3 separate regions of the Mus musculus genome follow, and all the other regions are linked to region 1. Evidence: chromatin loops called from intact Hi-C (ENCODE). Cell type or tissue: heart. All regions are shown on one strand. Each heading gives the region's core, and the rest is flanking DNA. Links, peaks and the distances in the headings are about the cores only.

Evidence for each region. Hi-C counts contacts between places; a loop is a spot of excess contacts. Peaks named below come from ENCODE experiments on the same cell type or tissue, not always from the same donor. Only the 100,000 strongest peaks of a DNase experiment are listed, where the experiment ranks them.
Region 2: it touches region 1 in a loop (6-fold over the local background); 32 of 42 quality-filtered maps call a loop at or near these places.
Region 3: a loop joins it to region 1, with 2.5 times the contacts of the local background. A loop is called at or near these places in 18 of 42 quality-filtered maps.

What each region holds. Positions count from the first base shown.
Region 1 is chr11:20,451,608-20,457,419 of GRCm38, reverse strand. Gm39606 (a long non-coding RNA gene) reads right to left here and starts at 4,344. Exons shown (of 2, transcript XR_872284.2): 1 at 4,266-4,344; 2 at 1,385-4,103. In heart, for the core only: a CTCF peak has its summit at 2,245 (motif pointing left); a DNase peak (open chromatin) is centred at 2,109; H3K4me3 peaks cover 1,304 bases; H3K27ac peaks cover 1,118 bases; H3K27me3 peaks cover 804 bases.
Region 2 is chr11:20,636,745-20,642,556 of GRCm38, reverse strand. The region is part of intron 1 of Sertad2 (SERTA domain containing 2); the gene reads right to left. Among named protein-coding and RNA genes, the nearest start is that of Sertad2, 7.7 kb to the right of the region's middle. In heart, for the core only: a CTCF peak has its summit at 3,520 (motif pointing right); DNase peaks (open chromatin) are centred at 2,526 and 3,516; H3K4me3 peaks cover 1,012 bases; H3K27ac peaks cover 630 bases.
Region 3 is chr11:20,530,076-20,535,887 of GRCm38, reverse strand. No RefSeq gene overlaps it. Among named protein-coding and RNA genes, the nearest start is that of Gm32142, 55 kb to the right of the region's middle. In heart, for the core only: no CTCF peak of the experiment used is centred there; DNase peaks (open chromatin) are centred at 3,187 and 3,427; H3K4me3 peaks cover 1,547 bases; H3K27ac peaks cover 1,541 bases.

The DNA.
Region 1 (5,812 bases), core at 1,108-3,607:
CATTATGTTTACTGAGAGACTGCATTCCTTACTTGCCTTGATGCTCTGACAAAAGTGACATTAATTTACATCATGGTTGGGGAGCAGCAGGAACTTCAGGGAGCTGAGCCCATTGCTTTGCAGTCAGCAAAAAGAGAGGAATGGATATTCAGGATTAGATAGCTCCCTCCTGTTTATGTAGTCCAGGACCCAAGCCCAGGGAACCACAAAATCTTCCATGTCAATCAAGACACCCTCTAAGGTATGCCAGGTGATTCCATCCAAGTTCTGTCAAGTTGACAATTCATAGTGATACTCACAGGAGCCGTGTCTCCAGTGGACAGTGATGGAGGAGGACACTGATCTGGTCTCCTCAGGTACTTACACACATGCATGTGTACCCACACGAACACACAGACACCACATACCCACACATTTAAATATATATGTACACACACCAGTGGTTCTCAATCTCCCCCGTGCTTCAACCTTTAATACAGTCCCTCATGTTGTGGTGACCCCCAACCATACAATAACTCTAAGTTTGCTGCTGTTATGAACTGTAACGTAAATTTCTGATATGTGGGGTATCTGATATTCGACCCTTAAAGAGGTCACGGCACACAGGTTGAGAACTGCTGACATACACAAACGTTTTTTAAATACTAGGCTTGGACTGTAGCACACTGGTAGAGTGCCTTCCTAGCCTGTATGAGGTTCTGAGCTCCATCCGATAAAAAAGGTGGGTGTTGGCCGGCTGCAATCAGACGGCCTGGTGCACTCTGAGCACGCACTGAATTTGATATAAGCACTCACTGGAGAAGGAACACAGAAACCCAATTTGTGAAGATGGTGCCATCTCAGGATGGCTACTGCAGGACCGGAGAGGGAAGCCAGAGAGTTCCCTGCTTCCCAGGGGTTGGCTGTGAACAGAAGACTGGGCGGGGTAAATAGAAGATGGACAGGCGAGAGCAATTCTAAGCATTCCTCCCCAGGTCTGAGTTAGCCGCGCTGCTGAGGAGGTCGGATCAAGGAGCAGGAAATTCCTAGCAAAGGTTTCAGGATGATTAATAGGTTGAGGGGTACACAGCATCTCTGCATCCTTAACTAAGTGCTTTCTCGTGGGAGCCTAGGATTTTTAGAAGACAAAGACATCCAGAAGAGTCTGGGAACCATGGGGAATCAGTGATTGATCCCCTTGGATTTCAGAAGTAAGGAAAACCCATTACCCAACCTTTTAGGGACCAATATTGAGTTCCTGTTTCGGAAGGTCTCCCTAGGTAATTAAGGGATTGCTGAACGCGCAGAAGGCACTCTTACACACGGGTTAGCCTGCTAACTCTCAGCTCTCACCCTCTGCCACACTTAGATCTTTCCGGAACACATCACACAAACTGCTCACAGGCAGGGCTGCATCTTTTATTATTCACCCAGTGACCGAACACCGACTTCTCCAGACCCCCACCCTAAGGATGCATCCCGATCACAGCTTCTTGCCTTCCCAGCCCCCTCTACCCAATTCCAAATTCCATCGTCGTCGGGGTTGGAAAAAAAAAAAAAGAGTCCACGGCATCCTGGGTTATATGATTTTAACTCTGCCAATCCCAAAGGCTCCAAGTGTCGCAGCTTCCTGCTGGGGAATAGTGACTGAGACATCTCCCTGGGCTACTTAGGTTTGGGGTCGTACCCCCAACCTCCAGTCCCCATGCCTGAGCACCTGAGACAGGGGTTCTCTGTGTAGCCCTGGCTGTGTTGGAATTCGCTGCGTAGACCAGGCTGGCCTGAAACTCCGCGATCTACCTGCTTCTGCCTCCGGAGTTTAAAGGCAAGCGTCACCACGCCCGGCTTTGTTTTTATTTTAAGAACTGAAACAAGTTATCAATTGGAAACTCCCAAGGTATCTCCAGAGAGCTTCCAGAGGCCATTGGGTCTTGAGGTCTCTATGACTTTCGAGCCGTGAGGCTCTGGGGTCGCGATCCCCACAGGGTCCTCCCTATGGTTGTTGGTACTACTCGGTCTGGGACACCCTAGCCGGGGGCGTTCTGGAACCGCTCTGCATTGTTGCATAAACCCTGCTCGTCCCACCTGCGCTGAAGTTAGCCTCATCTCAGGCTCGGCTAAATTCTCCACTAGACAGATGCGAGCAGGATAAGAAACGTAATCGGGAAGGGGCCCGGGATGCAGGCGCCGTATTTAAAGAACACATACAAACACACTTGCAATATCCCTGGTCAGTCGCTCCCCCAGGCGGCGGCGCAGCGCCCTCTGGAGGCAGAGCGTGGCCTTGCAATCCCTGCACGCCTGAGAGCTGTGCGCCAGAGCCAGGGGAACCTGAAGCTTTTGGAGAAACTGCAACAGCTTGGGGAAGGGAGTGAAAGTGTCCAGTAAGTTCTGAGAAACGCCAAGGACAAAGGAAAGGGGTCTTCATAAAGACAGGCTTTCTGTGTTTAGCTCTGGCTGTCCTAGAACACCAAATGGCCCCAAACTCAGAGATCTACCTGCTTCTGCCTCCTAAGTGTTGGGCCATCCTTCAGGGCTCCTCCTTCCATTTTCAATGAATCCCTGAAATCTTCCCGACACAGTGCCACCCGTTACCTACAGTTTGATGTTATTTATTTGTTTGTTTGTTTGTTTGTTTGTTTGTTTATTTTTAAATGCAGGTAGTCTTGCTATGTTGCCTAGGGGTCTTGAAATCGTGTTCTCAAGCAATCCTTCGTCCGCATCCTCTGGAGTAGCCTGGACTCCATGCTTGTGCTCTGGGATGGTGACATTTAACAGTCATGTTTAACCATCGTTGTACTTACAATACCAGTGCAATTTAAAGGTCCCCACCTTCTGGCCACCTTCTATTTTCTTGCTGGTTTTGAGTGTGCTTGTCCCTTGTGGCCCCTACACATTTCTCTGCCTTTCTCACGCGCAGTCACTAAAATGTAGACTATTAACATGCCCATCCCAGTCCAGAGCCTGCAGTTGCCCACTGGCATGTCTGGACCTCTCCTATGGCACTCAGGACCCCAGGGGATCCGTAGGGGGCTCTCTCAGTTCTTTTTTGTACTTCAGTCTGGCAGGATGCAGCCACCCCGCTAGCTGAGGCCCCTCTTCCCCTGTTAACAGGTGCTCATTGCTCTCAGCCTCCTCTCTATCTGGAATTTCTCTTCTCTGGCCACTCCACACTGAACTCAGGCAGGCTCTCCTTGCCTTCCCTCTGAGTCCCTCTTTATTCCATTTATGCCTGGTGGGAATACCTCCAACTTCACACCTTCCTTCTCTTTCGTGTGCTTTCCTGCTGTATCAGTTTTGTATTGCCACACAATCAGGCCACCGCCCCTTGGCTTAAACTGTAGCTTCAAACAATAAACATTTATTTGCTCCAGAGTCTGCGGGCCAGCTGGTGAGCCTTCCAGCCTGCCTCTGCTACAGCTTGCTGATGTGTCACGTGGTGAACTGGCAGGACACGGCTGGTGCTTGGCTGTCACCTAAGGTGAAACCGTGACTGGATCACATGTGCCCCATTCAACAGCCTGGGTCTCTCTCAGGCTTCTTTCCATTGCCAAAGATGTAAGTGCAAAAGCTAGCTACAAGACTTCTTGAACCCCGGGCTTGGAACTGAGACATGCTTACATATTCAGGGAGGTTAAGTCACAAGGCCAAGTCAGACATGGGATTGAGCAAAGACACTTCAACTCCTGCTACAAAGGAGCTATGGAAGACAGCAGCTGCAGTCTAAAGAGATGGTTCAGCCATTAAAGGCTAAGGTTCACACCAAAAGGACAGGAGGACTGCAGCCATTTAGTGTCCAGTTCAGCCTTATGCTCACAAAATGGTGGCTGGCTCCCTCCTGTGACTTGAGGCCACCAACACAGCCATTGCTGCCAGCACTGGCAGACCCCATTGCCTACAGCCCTGGTGCCCGTTGGCATTTATATGACTAGTGGAGGCACCAGGGAAGTGGCCTCGACAGTGCTTTCCTGGTCCCTCGTGGAAGCCTGCTTGTCTGGAACTGGGACCAGTTTGCTGTCACAGGCTCTCTGTGACTGAAGTCAGACAGGCCTGAGGAGAGCTGCTGGCTCTTCTTCCTGTGGCGTCTGGGCATGAGAGGTGGCTTCTCGGCTTCTGGTTTTTGTCTGTAAATAGGAGTGGCCACGGAGCCACATGCAGAACACAAGCCCCATTAGCCTGTGTTTAGAAGGGCATCAGAACTCATACCCCGGGACATCGCTGTGGAGGAAACCCCCCTCCCCCATCCCCATGTATGTCACTCACAGGGTCCTTTCACAGACACTCACCTCTCAGTTCCCTCTGTCCTTTGTGGGGAAGACTTAGGCACTTCTGAGACTTTAATGTCTACCCAGACTCCACTTCCTGGGCCTGCACCCTGGTTTAATTTTAAACCTACTAGCTCTAATATTTAACCCAGAGCTTGGCATGGAGGTATCTGTGCTGGCTAGTCTTATGTCAGCTTGACACAAGCTAGAGTCATTCGGGAAGAGGAACTCTCATTGAGAACATGCCTCCATCAGATTGGCTTGTAGGCAGGTCTACAGTGCATTTTCTTAATTAGTGATTGATGGGGAAGGCCCAGCCCATTGTGCTTCCACCCCTGGATAAATAGCCCTGCGTGGTTGGTATAAGACAGCAGGCTGAGCAAGCCATGGAGAGCAAGTGGGTAAGGAACATTTCTCCATGGCTTCTGTTCCAGTTTCTGCTTCAGGTTCCTGCTTGGCTTCCCTTGGTGATGGATTCGCCGTAAGGTGAACTAAACCCTTTCCTCCTCATGTTGCTTTTGGCCATGGAGTTTTATCACAGTAAGAACACCCCCACCCCCACCCCCACCCCAGGGCTCAATAAAATCTTTTTTTTAAAAAAGATTTATTTATTATATGTAAGTACACTGTAGCTGTCTTCAGACACTCCAGAAGAGGGTGTCAGATCTCCTTACGGATGGTTGTGAGCCACCATGTGGTTGCTGGGATTTGAACTCTGAACCTTCGGAAGAGCAGTCGGGTGCTCTTACCCACTGAGCCATCTCACCAGCCCCTCAATAAAATCTTTAGTGACTTGGGGTTCATGTTAACAAATGCTGAACAGATTAAAATTTCAAGATGCTCTCAATTCTGAAACTTATGAAAGAGATTTTGTTTTTGCTCTGCTGCCAAGGCTGGCCTTGAACTCCTGAGCTCAAGTGATCCTCCTGTCTCAGAGTAGTTAAAACTGTTGGGGAAAAGTTTGAATTTTGGAGCATTTTAGGTCAACTGGTGAAGTCTATACAAACACTCGAGAATCGGAAGTACTCTGAAATCCAAATATTAGGGACTAGAAAGTCCCTGGCCTTTTTGATAAGGGATCCTCAACTGGCAGTTTCTCTTTTCTTTGGGTGAGAGTGTTCTGCTCTGTTCTCAAGCCAAGTCAACTCATGGTGGCTGAAGTTAAGATATTCCTAGGAACTGGGAGGAGGGGCGATCCTCTTTGCCAACATTAGTCACTAGAAAGTGGAGGAAGGCTGGGGCGCCTCATCAGGAGGCACCCCAGCATTTCCATGCTCTCTCCCAGCCCTCAGCTATTCAGGGTTGACAGTGAACCCCAGGTTCTAATGATGGCTTCCTAGGGAGTTCAGATCACAGAGAATTGCCATCCTGCCTCTGCTTCCCCACGCATCTCGGAGTGTTGTAATAACCTGCGATTGCAACCAGTGCATTAGGGTTTTACTGCTGTGAACAGACACCATGACCAAGGCAACTCTTATAAGGACAACATTTAATTGGGGGTGGTTTACAGGTTTAGAGGTTCAGTCCATTATCATCAAGGCAGGAACATAGCAGCGACCAGGCGGGCA
Region 2 (5,812 bases), core at 2,031-4,530, 180 kb before region 1:
GACAAATGTGTACATGCTTAGCATCCGGGATGGGGTGCAGGCAGTCAACAGTCACCGTGAGACACCCCAAGGTGAACTGATGGGTGTCTGGTACACATTTCCTCTTGGACTTAGAGACTCAGTTTACATTTTCCAGGGGTATAGCACAATTAAGTGACATGTTTTCTCTTCTTTAATTTAATTAAATTAAAAAAGATTTAATTTTAATTTATGTGTATGGGTATTTTGCCTATATGTATGTCTGTGAACCACTTGCTCAACTGGTGCCCAAAGAAACTAAAAACAGGTGTCAGGTCTCCTGGAACTGGAGTTAACGGACAGCTGTGAGCTGCCATGTGGATGCTAAGAACCAAACCCAGGTCCCTTGGAAGAAAACTAGAGCTTTTAACCCTGGAATCATCTCTCCAGCCCCAACACACGATTTTTCAAAAGTCAATTACAGTGCCAAAGCAATCTATGAAGCCTTCAGGTGGACCAAAGAAGTGATAGGAGGAGCACTGGGATGTAGCTCTTGAGGGATGACCGCATACTCTGACACACCCCTTGTTTTCCTGTACAGATCCAGTGTGACCGTAGGCTGCTGAGAGACCACCGGCAATGCTGATCCCACACCAGGCCTCTACACCAACTTACTACTTTTTATTATTTTTATGGATATTTTGCTTGCATGTATGTCTGTGCACCATATGCCTGCCAGGTGCCCAAGGACACCCAGAAGAGGACCCAGATCCCTTGGAACTAGCATTATGAATGGTTGTAAGCCATCATGTGGGTGCTAGGAACTGAACCCAGGTCCTCTGGGAGAGTAGCCAATGTTCTTAACCTCTGAGCCATCTCTCCATCCATACCCACCCCAATGTACTACTTTTGAAGAAAAAAGGAGCCAAGAGGGAAGAGAAGGCTCCCAAGAGAACACCCGAGATTTCTCATCTGCATCTGGTGCTGCCAGAGGCCTAGGCTCTTGACTTGTAACAGTTTCCCTTGAGTGAGTAGCAGGGGAAAGCATGTTCCTAACTCAATCAACTGTGTGGTAGAATTCAGTCTCAGAGACAGACCGGGAGGGGCAGTAAAAGCCCAATAAGGGAAAATTCCTTCTGGCAAGTGAATATAACCTCCAGCTGAATAGAGACCTATTATCCCAGTTGTGCCTAGCCAATCACCTAGTCCTCGGACCACCTCTAGGAAAGTCAGCTCACACCTTTAATCCTAGCACTGGGCAGGCAGATCTCTATGAGTTCAAGGCCAGCCTGGTCTACATAGGGAGTTCCTAGCTGGCCAGGGTTAACTACATGGTGAGAGCCTGTCTCAAACAGCCAAAAAGATAGGTAGAAGACTCTATTTCTCTTAATGAGATACTGTACTCTTCTTTGTCATTCCTGCCCTCAGCCTAGTCCGTCCTGGCCACCACGAGATCACTGGGTCTGCTGCCATTTCTGAGGCCTAAGTCACAAAGACACTCTTCCTCTTCTCTCCCTCTCCCTCCCTCTCTCTCAGATGCTGGTCAGAAGCTAAGGATGCTCTTGTCTGATACCTGGGCTTCCTCATTCTTCCTAAAGCCTTCCTCCCTGCCTCGTGGCTCCTTGCTCTCCCGAGGAGAGGCGTTGTCCCTTCTCTCCTTTCCCCTCCTGTGGGTAGCTGTCAATGACCCCACCCTGGGGGTTTTCTTTTAACTCTAGCTGAACTCATTCTCACATTCTTTTATTAGTGAGAGTGAGACCCCTCCCAGGGGCAACCCCAGTTGCACTTTGTCAACAGTGGCTAAAGTGGGGCTGGAGAGAAATTGTGCAGAAACAATTTCTGAAATGGAATTTTCTCTGTTCCTTATCCTGCTTTTGAAGTGAGCTTCTGTCCTCGACAGAACACTAGCCTGGCCTTCCCTGCAGTATGGCAGTGAGGAAAAACCCCATCTTGCGTTAATGGGAAACCATACTGGCTTAGATAGCTTTCCACACGTAACACACCACACCCAGAAGAACACAGCACACTAAGAAACCTGCTCATGGCTAAGCTTTTAAAGCCCAACTTCCCCTCAAGGCACAAGAAAGAGACCAGAAAGACTGAACTGCTAAGGAAGTGGTGGTCAGGGATGCTGGCACAATCCTAAGGGAAGCTACAAGAAACAGAGCAGCCTCCCTGTCCTGGGCTGTCGCCAGGCAGGAAGGTACATGATGGGGGCAGGGGTTGGGGGTGGGGGTGGGGGGTGGCATCAGGCAATCTTCAGACACCAGTGGCAGTCCCTGGCCCAGGGGAGCAACAGTCCGACAGGGCGAGAAGCTCTGCCACTTACAAACAGGGAAAGACAACAGCACCCCACCCCTTTCCACCCATGCTAGTGACAGACCGTGAGGCCGTCGGGATCTGGAAGGTCTTATTTTTAAACTAAAGCCTACCCAGGGTTTCAGAGGTCTCTGCAGTAACATCCATGCTAATTGGTAAGTAAGACAAAGCCTCCCTAACAAATCAGCACAGTAATTACAAAGCCACTCTCCAGATCAGGCAGTCCCCGCGCTCACTCTGCCTGCTGTAACCTGACACCCACCGTGGCTCCACTCAGTCAGGCCCTCGGGCCAACCCTGCCCACCCAGCCAGCTGCAAACTCTCTGCCCCTCCAGAGGGCCACCATACCATCGGCCAGGATACCAGGCTCTGTGCTTATGACACAACTTTACCATGTGGGGTTGTTTTCTAATGTCTACAATCAACAAATTTTATCATTCCTCTTAGGATTTTCACTATCAGCTAAATTGGATACAATTTCTAACGCTGGCTTATCAAACATAATCGTTTCACGTGAAAACAAATGGAATTTTAACAGGCGACAACCAATTACACTGAGTAAACAAGAGTCAACTTTTAGAAGTGAATGTTTCTTTAGAATGACGAAAAGAGAGATAAGGAAGAATAAAGTATGTCTTAATTGCAAAAATCTGAAAAGCAAAAATGGCTTTTAAAGCCTGTCAGCAGTGGGATGTGTTTCTAATAGCCACTTGCTGGCTTTCTGTCCCCTGGAAATTTTAGGTTGCAACCCCAATGAATTGAGGATACCAGCCATCTTCTAAGGCTGACGATGGAACTGCTAACAAGTCCTCTATTTCACCCCAGAATTCTGGCTTAAAGCAATGTCTAAACTTACAGTTTCACAGATACAACATGATTTGAGGCCTCAATTTGGCTAGAAAACACACCAGAATGGTCATGTAGATAAAACAAAATCAACAGAATGTTGGTTCCTTTAGAGCTGGGTAATGAGCACTGCACTTTGACTTCTGAGTCTGTCTGGAATTTTCCATAAAAGTTAAACAATACATCACTATATATTAAAAAAAAAAAAGACCAAAAACAAACAAAAAAATTCTGTACACGTAAAAACCAAATGAAATAGGCACAGCAAATTTCTTACATGAGAATTACACTAACTCTATAAGCATGTTTACACAGATGAATGAGTGTTTTATGTAAACAAGCATGCCCAATGCAAATTGGAATCCTATAAACATCGGCAGCACCACATCTACCACAAGGGGGCGCCACAGAGCAGCAAGGCATCTTCCAACTCCATGTCAGTTCCTACCTACAGAGTTCTCAAAGCATTTACATTTCCAAATTCCATCTTCTATTCAGGTGTTCACATGGCAATGCTGAATGCTAGAAGCCTTACCAAGCTCCAACTAAATTATATAATGTTATGGTACAACCTTTTATTGCTTGTATATAAGTAACACCATGGTTAGGATCTCTGGAGGATTACTGAAGAGAGACACAAAACCAAGCACAAATCCAAGTCATGAAATGTGGACTCAGAGGAGGCAACAGTTCAGATCCAGATCTCCAGTGGGATTCTGAGATTGACTTCTAACCACACAGCCAACCTTCCACATTTACAACCAAAAAGTTTACTAGTATAGTCACTTTCAATAATCCTATTGCATCTTAATAACAGTAAATTACTTCCACACTGAACAATACTTCAGGCAATTATTGGAGGAAATCCTTCATCAGGAACACGGAGGAGAAGCCATTTAATTGTAAAATGTAACACAGTTTTAACCTCAGGGATATACTGAAGCAAGTTACTTTGAGACAGTTGGGATTCTCTCTGGTCAGATTACTAGCTCAGGTTATATGATGCCTGGTCAGTAATAATGCTTCTAACACATGAACTAGTTGCCTTTTTTTCCGTTTGAAAGCCAGTAATTAGAAACATATATATTATAATTATCTGCATTATGATGCTGCTTTATAATCATTTGGTGTCCAGGGTACATCTTCAGCATCCTGAGTCTAAAGTCTCATTAGCATTAAGGAATCTTCAGCTTTGACTTTCCCCAGAGGATTTCCTGCCAGGGAACCTCATCCAGCTTTGCACCTCCCCATTCCCGGGCATAATGAAAATATTTTTTCTCCTGTATTTATAATTGCTTAGATGGGATTCTAGTTTCAATCCTCTTGTAGCATCTTTTCCCCAAAGATACCTTGTTTTTCCCTCACATAAGTGATCCTTAATAAACAATGTCAAGGGAAAATAAAAGACTTAAGTAGAAACCAAAGGATTTGTCAAAAAGCATGTGTGAGTTTTTCTTTCGCTTAAAAAGGTGACCAGGTAAATAACACAGCCATACCAACACAGTAACTTTAAGGCCAATTCAGTGAAAAATCAAACTCCACTTTAGTTCAAACATTTAGTTAAAGGTGGCTTTCCATGTTAGCTAACTAGTTTATCTATAAATTAAACTGAAGAATAGAACCTAAGGATACAACTTCAAGAGATATTTTATGGGAGTGTTTCTTAAGAGTTAAAACATTAAGCTAGGAGAATGGAAGAATAGATGGTGAATCTGAGGCCCATATAAGTAACCTACATATTCAGAATATTTATTGTAATTGCCTTTATAAATTAGGTAGACAGGGGCTAGAGAGATGGCTCTGTGGTTAAGAACACTGGTTGCTCTTCCAAAGGATCTGAGTTTGATTCTCAGCATCCATATAGTGGCTCACAACCATCTGTGACTCCAGTTCCTGGGGATCTAATGTCATCTTCTGGTCTCTTTGGGTACCAGGGGCACAAGTGGTATGAATGAACAGAGCCAAACACCCATATACATAAAATAACAAAATCACTCAAAAATGAAAGAACTAGGCTGGTAAGGTTTTATAAAGTCAATTTAAATTTTGTATCCTATACTTGAATAGTTCACTCATTTGAAAAAAAATAATGAAAATACTAACTAAGCTGGGTGGTGGTGGTGCACACCATTAATCCCAGCACTCTGGAGGCATAGGCAGGAGGATCTCTGTGAGTTTGAGGCCAGCCTGGTCTACAAAAGGAGACAGCCATGACTGCTCAACACAGAGAGACCCTGTCTTAAAAAATAAGGGGCAGGGAGGGAGTCTTGGGGAGGGTAGAAAATATCAACTAAAGGGTAGTGAATACTTTGTAAATATAGTAGCCATTTTTCTAGGCTATTTTGAGATTTTAAATTTCCCCCAAGGACCTTGAATATTCGTAACTTACTGAAATTTAGGCAAAGCCATTTAGCTAAATACAATAAAAATAATTAGAGTGCCATATTAAGTGTAGTAATTATTTATTTCTAAAGAAAATACTTACTAGTTCTACTTCCACTCTCAGGATCTTGTGGAAAGCTTTCAAGCCCATCCAGCTAGCCATCCCTAAGTCTCTTGTCCCACCCGCCTCTTGCTGCTTTAACAAGTAGCAGAGAGGAAACCTCATTTTGGATTTGTAAATCAACTATTGCCACATAGCTAACAATCACTCCCAGGTGAAATACACTTTATTTTATATTTCTGGTCA
Region 3 (5,812 bases), core at 2,031-4,530, 78 kb before region 1:
ACCCAAAACATTTGTTTGTCCACAGATATGTATCAACCTCTTTAAACTTGACTAATCATCCATTCTTTTAAGTGTGCAGCAATGTAAAATGGATGAGCTAAAAGTCTCAATTAGTTATTTTATAATGGATGTCAGTCTGTCGTTATCCCATCCACAACACACCATGGTATAAAGAGGGGACATGCACACAGCTCTGTCTTTCAACTGTGCTCATGACACAGTTCTAGCAACCTCTCCGCATAGCGCTTCTACGGAGGTTCAGGGTGGGGCAGCTAGGTAAAGAACACTGAGGAGGGGACTGTGGCTCTCTGTGGTTTCACAATAAACTTATCCAAAATGGCAGCTCAGAATGCACACACTGCATATCTGCAGTGTGTTCCGAGGGCTTCACAGTCTAGAAAAAGACCAATCCAAAGATTTGCCTCTAAAGATTAACACGTTTATAAGCTAAAGAGAGGACCTAGCATACTTGGGTAGATTTGGAAAGAAAGTATAAAGTACTTTTAGCTTAAATTTCAACAGATGCTTGTGAAACATTTCAGAAATAGAAAAGGACAGATAATAGAAAGTAAGTTTCTCTCCCAACCCCATTCCCTTCCTCTCAGTTTCCTACCAGGAGGCAAACCCTTCAGCTAGCTTCATGTACATGAAGTATATTGAAGTTAACATATACATGAGTGTTTATCTTTCCAATGTAAATAATAGTACTGCATATTGTTTTTGTTCTTTGTGAATATGTAAGATGGGGTTTCTTCATACACTCCAAGGTAGCCTTAAACTCTTCATTAAAAAACAGGGCTGGAGAGATGGCTCAGCGGTTAAGAGTACTGAGTGCTCTTCCGAAGGTCCTCAGTTCAAATCCCAGCAACCACATGGTGGCTCACAACCATCCAGAATAAGATCTGATGCCCTCTTTTGGAGTGTCTGAGGACAGCTACAGTGTACTTAGATATAATAAATCAATCTTTAGGTCGGAGCCAGCGGGGGCGACCAGAGCGAGCAACCTTCATTCCCTGCAATCACATGGTGGCTCACAAGCATCAGTACAGCTATGTATATGTACTCATATACATAAAATAAATAAATCTTTTTTTAAAAAAAGAAAAAAAAACAAAAAACAAAATGACAACAACAAACAATGCTGGGGGTGGTGGTGGTGCTTTAGCCCCAGCATTTGTAAGAGCTGAGGCCAGCCTGGGCTACAGAGCAAATTACAGGATAGCCAAAGCTACACAGAGAAAACCTGTCTTAAAAAAAATCAAACCAACCAACCAAACACAAACATCCAACAAATCTCCTCTCTTTCTCTCTCTCTCTTTCTTTCTTTCTTTCTTTCTTTCTTTCTTTCTTTCTTTCTTTCTTTCTTTCTTCCTTTCTTTCTTTCTCTTTCTCTTTCTTTCTCTTTCTCTCTCTCTCTCCCTCCCTCTCTCTCTCTTTCTCTCTCTCCCTCTCTCCCTCTCTCTCTTTCTCTCTTTCTCTCCCCCCTTCTCCTTCTCTCCCTCTCTCTTCCTCTCTCTCTCTCTTTCCCCCCAGAGTTTAATGTGTTGACCAAGCTAGACTGGAATCACTGGGCTCTAGTGTTCCTCTTGCCTCTGCCTCTGGATTACCTGAAACCACAGATGTGTCTGCATCAAGCAGTTTTTGTACTTTTCTTACTGCTGTATTTTGGAGTCACTTCCATGTCAGTACTAAAGGAGTGGTTTTACTCTTCAGGCCTACAAAACAAATCCTAATTTGGATGTGCCGTGGTATAGAACATTTGTATTGCTTCTAGTCGGTTCCTAGGGTAAGCATTGCAACAGATATGATTTCACATGTGCTCTGCTTAGGAAATCTGTAGTGGAATTGCTGCTCCGTGAATATGTACTTTTTAAAAAACTTAATTTTTTTTTCATGTGTATGCGTTTGTGTGTGTGTGTGTGTGTGTGTGTGTGTGTGTGTGTTCACTGCATGCATGCCCAGTACCTGGGGAAACCAGAAGAGAGTATCAGGTTGAACTGGAGTTATAGATGGTTGTGGGCCGCCATGTAGGGTGCTGAAAACTGAACTAGGGTCCTCTGCAAGAGCAACCAGTGCTCTTAACTGTCCCTCCATATGCACATTCTAAAATGTGATAGATATTACCAGATTGTCCCTAACAAGGTCATGTCATTAAAAGGTTGTTTTATAATGCATGTAACAGTTGTTGTGGTGGTCTTTTTAAAGTCCTTAAATGGTACTGTCCACAGTGAAACTGCTCCATAGCTGCAAGACTTTCATAGCCTATGTGTTAGCAAGAACGGCTCATTGTACACTTTTCTGCTTGTGTTTTGAGGTCACAGATCTACCTTTGTACGGATTAAGCTGTGGTTTGCTAGGCTTTTTAAAAATAAATCCATAACTAGGTATGTTTATCCAGCCCTCTTTCTTAAATCTAAAGGGCCATCTACTCTGGAATTCCTGCTGTTGAGAAAGTGAAACTGAGTAGAAGCCAAGTCAATGGTCAGGCTTCCTCTTTAGATTGATGGGGGAAACAGCAGAATTATGAGAAATAAATTACAGCCTTAAAAATTCGGTCCCAGTTACTGCAAACTTCAATGTGACTAGGTAAGAATTAGTTATAACCACGTATAATTACATGAATAATGAACATATAAAAGTATAAAATCAGTATCTAAAAGCCACAATTAAAAATAAAAGTAAAATCTTTCCGTTTGTTTGAAATATATAACAGTGTCCCTTCTTCCAAATATATGTTACATTTAGAACTGTTAGATTTTAGCAGATTCAGAAAACCACCTAGAAACATCTTTCCCCAAAATTCAGCCAGTTTAGTGCTTGCTTGGCTTGATTAAATTCTTAGAGAATATTTCATGAACTTGCAAGAGACCGATCAAATTCACTAGAAATGTTTTGAACGTATGCAAAAATAAAGTCGCGAAAGTTTAAAGCTTTAGAAGATTAGGGATTCCCTGCGCCAGAGAAACCATTAGACCTGCAGCGTTTCTACTTGGAACTAGAAGAACGGGTAGCATAGGATTCCTAGCTGCTGAAGGTTGGAATCTTTGGTTCTTGATGAGAATTTTCATGCACGATGAGGAAGCCAAAAGGTTTGCGGTCGGAGGAGTGGCTATAAATAGAAGGTGATGTGTTCTAATGCCAGGAGGATGCGTCACAGGGTCCCTCCTGCAGCTCAAGAGCCCAGGGAAGTCACGGAGTAGCAAGCTCTGCTCCTCTCAAGCGGGCAAGGGGCTCCAGCTGAAGGGGGGGTGGTGGACAGGAGGGGTGCGGCTACAGGGGACGTGGGCAGGAGAGGTGAGAGCTTCAGGGGGCGCTGGCTATAGAGGACCTGGGCCGGGATTGGGGCGGGGGGTGGGGGGGAGCGGGCTGCAGAAGTCGTCGGTAGGAGGAGCGCGGGCTGCAGGGGTCGTGGGTAGGAGGGACGTGGGCTGCAGGGGGCGTAGTCAGAAGTAGGGCGGGCTACAGGGGGTGTGGGCAGAAGGGAGGGCGGGTTGCAGGGGGCGTGGGCAGGCGGGGCTCGAGCTGCAGAGCTAGAGTGTCTGAAAGGGCACAGCAAAAGGGGCACGGACCACGCACGCAGAGCCTCTTCAGACTCACAAGCGAAGCACAGGCAGCCCCCACGCGATCCTACTCAGCGGGGCAAAGAAGGAAGAACAATAACCCAAAGGTCTGGAGCCGCAAAGGACACGAACGTCTGGGTTCCTCGCGAGTCTAAGTCTCTACCGAGCAATTGAGATCTGTGAAACGTACAATCTCTCTGCTCTGGTCGGAAGAATTCCCTCTAGCCTCGACAGAATACATGCCACAGTGCATTACACGGTCTGTGTGTGTTTGTAGCGTGGCTGTTGGAATTTCCACTGGAATTTTTGAAAATGGCCTCTTCTGGGATTCCCCCACCCAGGCACCTCTCTTCACTCTGCCTATTCCTGAAACTTAGTCTCTCTTCCTGCCCCCATTCTGTCTTTGTCTGTCTTAGTTTCTCTCTCTCTCTCTCTCTCTCTCTCTCTCTCTCACACACACACACACACACACACACACACACCATGGCACACCATCTCTTTCTCCCCTCCTCCCTCCACCCTGTGGTTCTTCCTCCATTCTCACTGATAACTTTGGGGTCCCCTTGCCTGTTTCCACGTATTGGTTTTATTTTTATCTCTTCACTTATCCAATTCCTTATATTTTTCTATTACAGCTAAGCACATCTGCATTGCCTTTTCTTTCTTCTGTCCTAAGTCCTGAAGAACTCAAGGACTTCTGGAAACAACCAAAGATTTTTATAGCATTTTGCCCCTGTAAAGGATGCTGAATTCCATTTGCAAGGGTTATTCTCAGATCCAGTCAGCTGGACTGTCTGGTGTATTTGCCTACAATAAAAAAGCGAATGTGCAAGAAAAGCCAGGGATAGGGGCACTTTTTTTTTGGTCTGGTTGGTTTGGTTTGGTTTTTTCAAGACTCTAATGAACTCAGAGTTCTGCCTGCCTCTGCTCCTCAGTGTTGCACCACCTGGCTTGGGGGCGGGGTAGGGGAGCATATCTTTATGTTAAGATTTTAATATCTTTATTTGTTTTAAAACAAAACAAAATTTTTCTTGGTTTTTAATTTTTTCATTACATTTTAATCTTTTTTTTTTTCTTTCTCATGCTCCCCCTGGAATTGAGAACCGAAGCCGGGTCATTGTGCTTTTCTAGGCAAGTACTCGCTAACACTAAGCTAAATTCTGACCCTGTTTATTTGTGTGCATACACGTGTATGTGGGGATTCATCTGTGTGAGTGTGGACACACACATGCCAGAGAACAACGTCTGTGTCAGTCTCTACCTTCCGCCTTGTTTGAAATAGGGGCTCTTTGGTGTTCATGCCTGCATATACCAGGTTATCCCTGCATCAGCCAAGTTTCTGGGGGGGCTTATCGTAGGATAAGTCTGTGATTAAAGACCTCTGATAGCTTGCCTGGGTTTATATAGTTTCTGAGGTTTTTTATAGTTAAACTCAGGTCTGCATGTCTGTGAGACCTGGGACGTTGTTTTAGATTCGATTCGTCCATTTTATTTTATGTGTGAATGTTTTGCCTGTGTGTATATATGTGTGCCAATTTGTGCTCAGTGCCCTCAGATGTCAGAAGAGGTCATTGGATCCCCTGAAACTAAAGTTATCAATTGCTGTGACTCACCCTGTGCATTTTGGGAATTCAACCCAGGTCCACTACAAAATCGACAAATGCTCTGAACCACTGAGCCACCTCCCCAGGCCCTAGAGCTTTTCTTTTCTCTTCTCTTCTTTTTTTTTTTAATTTTATTTTTGTTTTGTTTTTGTTTTTGTTTTTGTTTTTTTTTTTTTTTTGGAGACAGGGTTTCTCTGTGTAGCCCTGGCTGTCCTGAAACTCACTTTGTAGACCAGGCTGGCCTCGAACTCAGAAATCTGCCTGCCTCCGCCTCCCGAGTTCTGGGATTAAAGGCATGTGACACCACTGCCTGGCCTAAGAGCAAATTTTTGATCATATCAGGTTTAAAGTTAGGACACAGGCTTCTTTCATCTTTGATACACTTGTTTCCATCTGTGAGAATAACTGGCTTCTTTGTAGCATGGCCTAAACCACAAAGTGTATACCTCCTTATAACTACACATCAGAGATGTCTCCTGGGAACTGGAGAGCACTTGTTTCTCTAGCAGAGGACCCAGGTTCACTTCTTAACAGCCACATGGTAGTTCATAACCAGTTATAACTCTAGTTCCAGGAGACCCAATGCTCTTTTCTAACTTCTATGAGGACCAGGCTTGCATGTATAGGCAAAACACTGAGACATAAAAT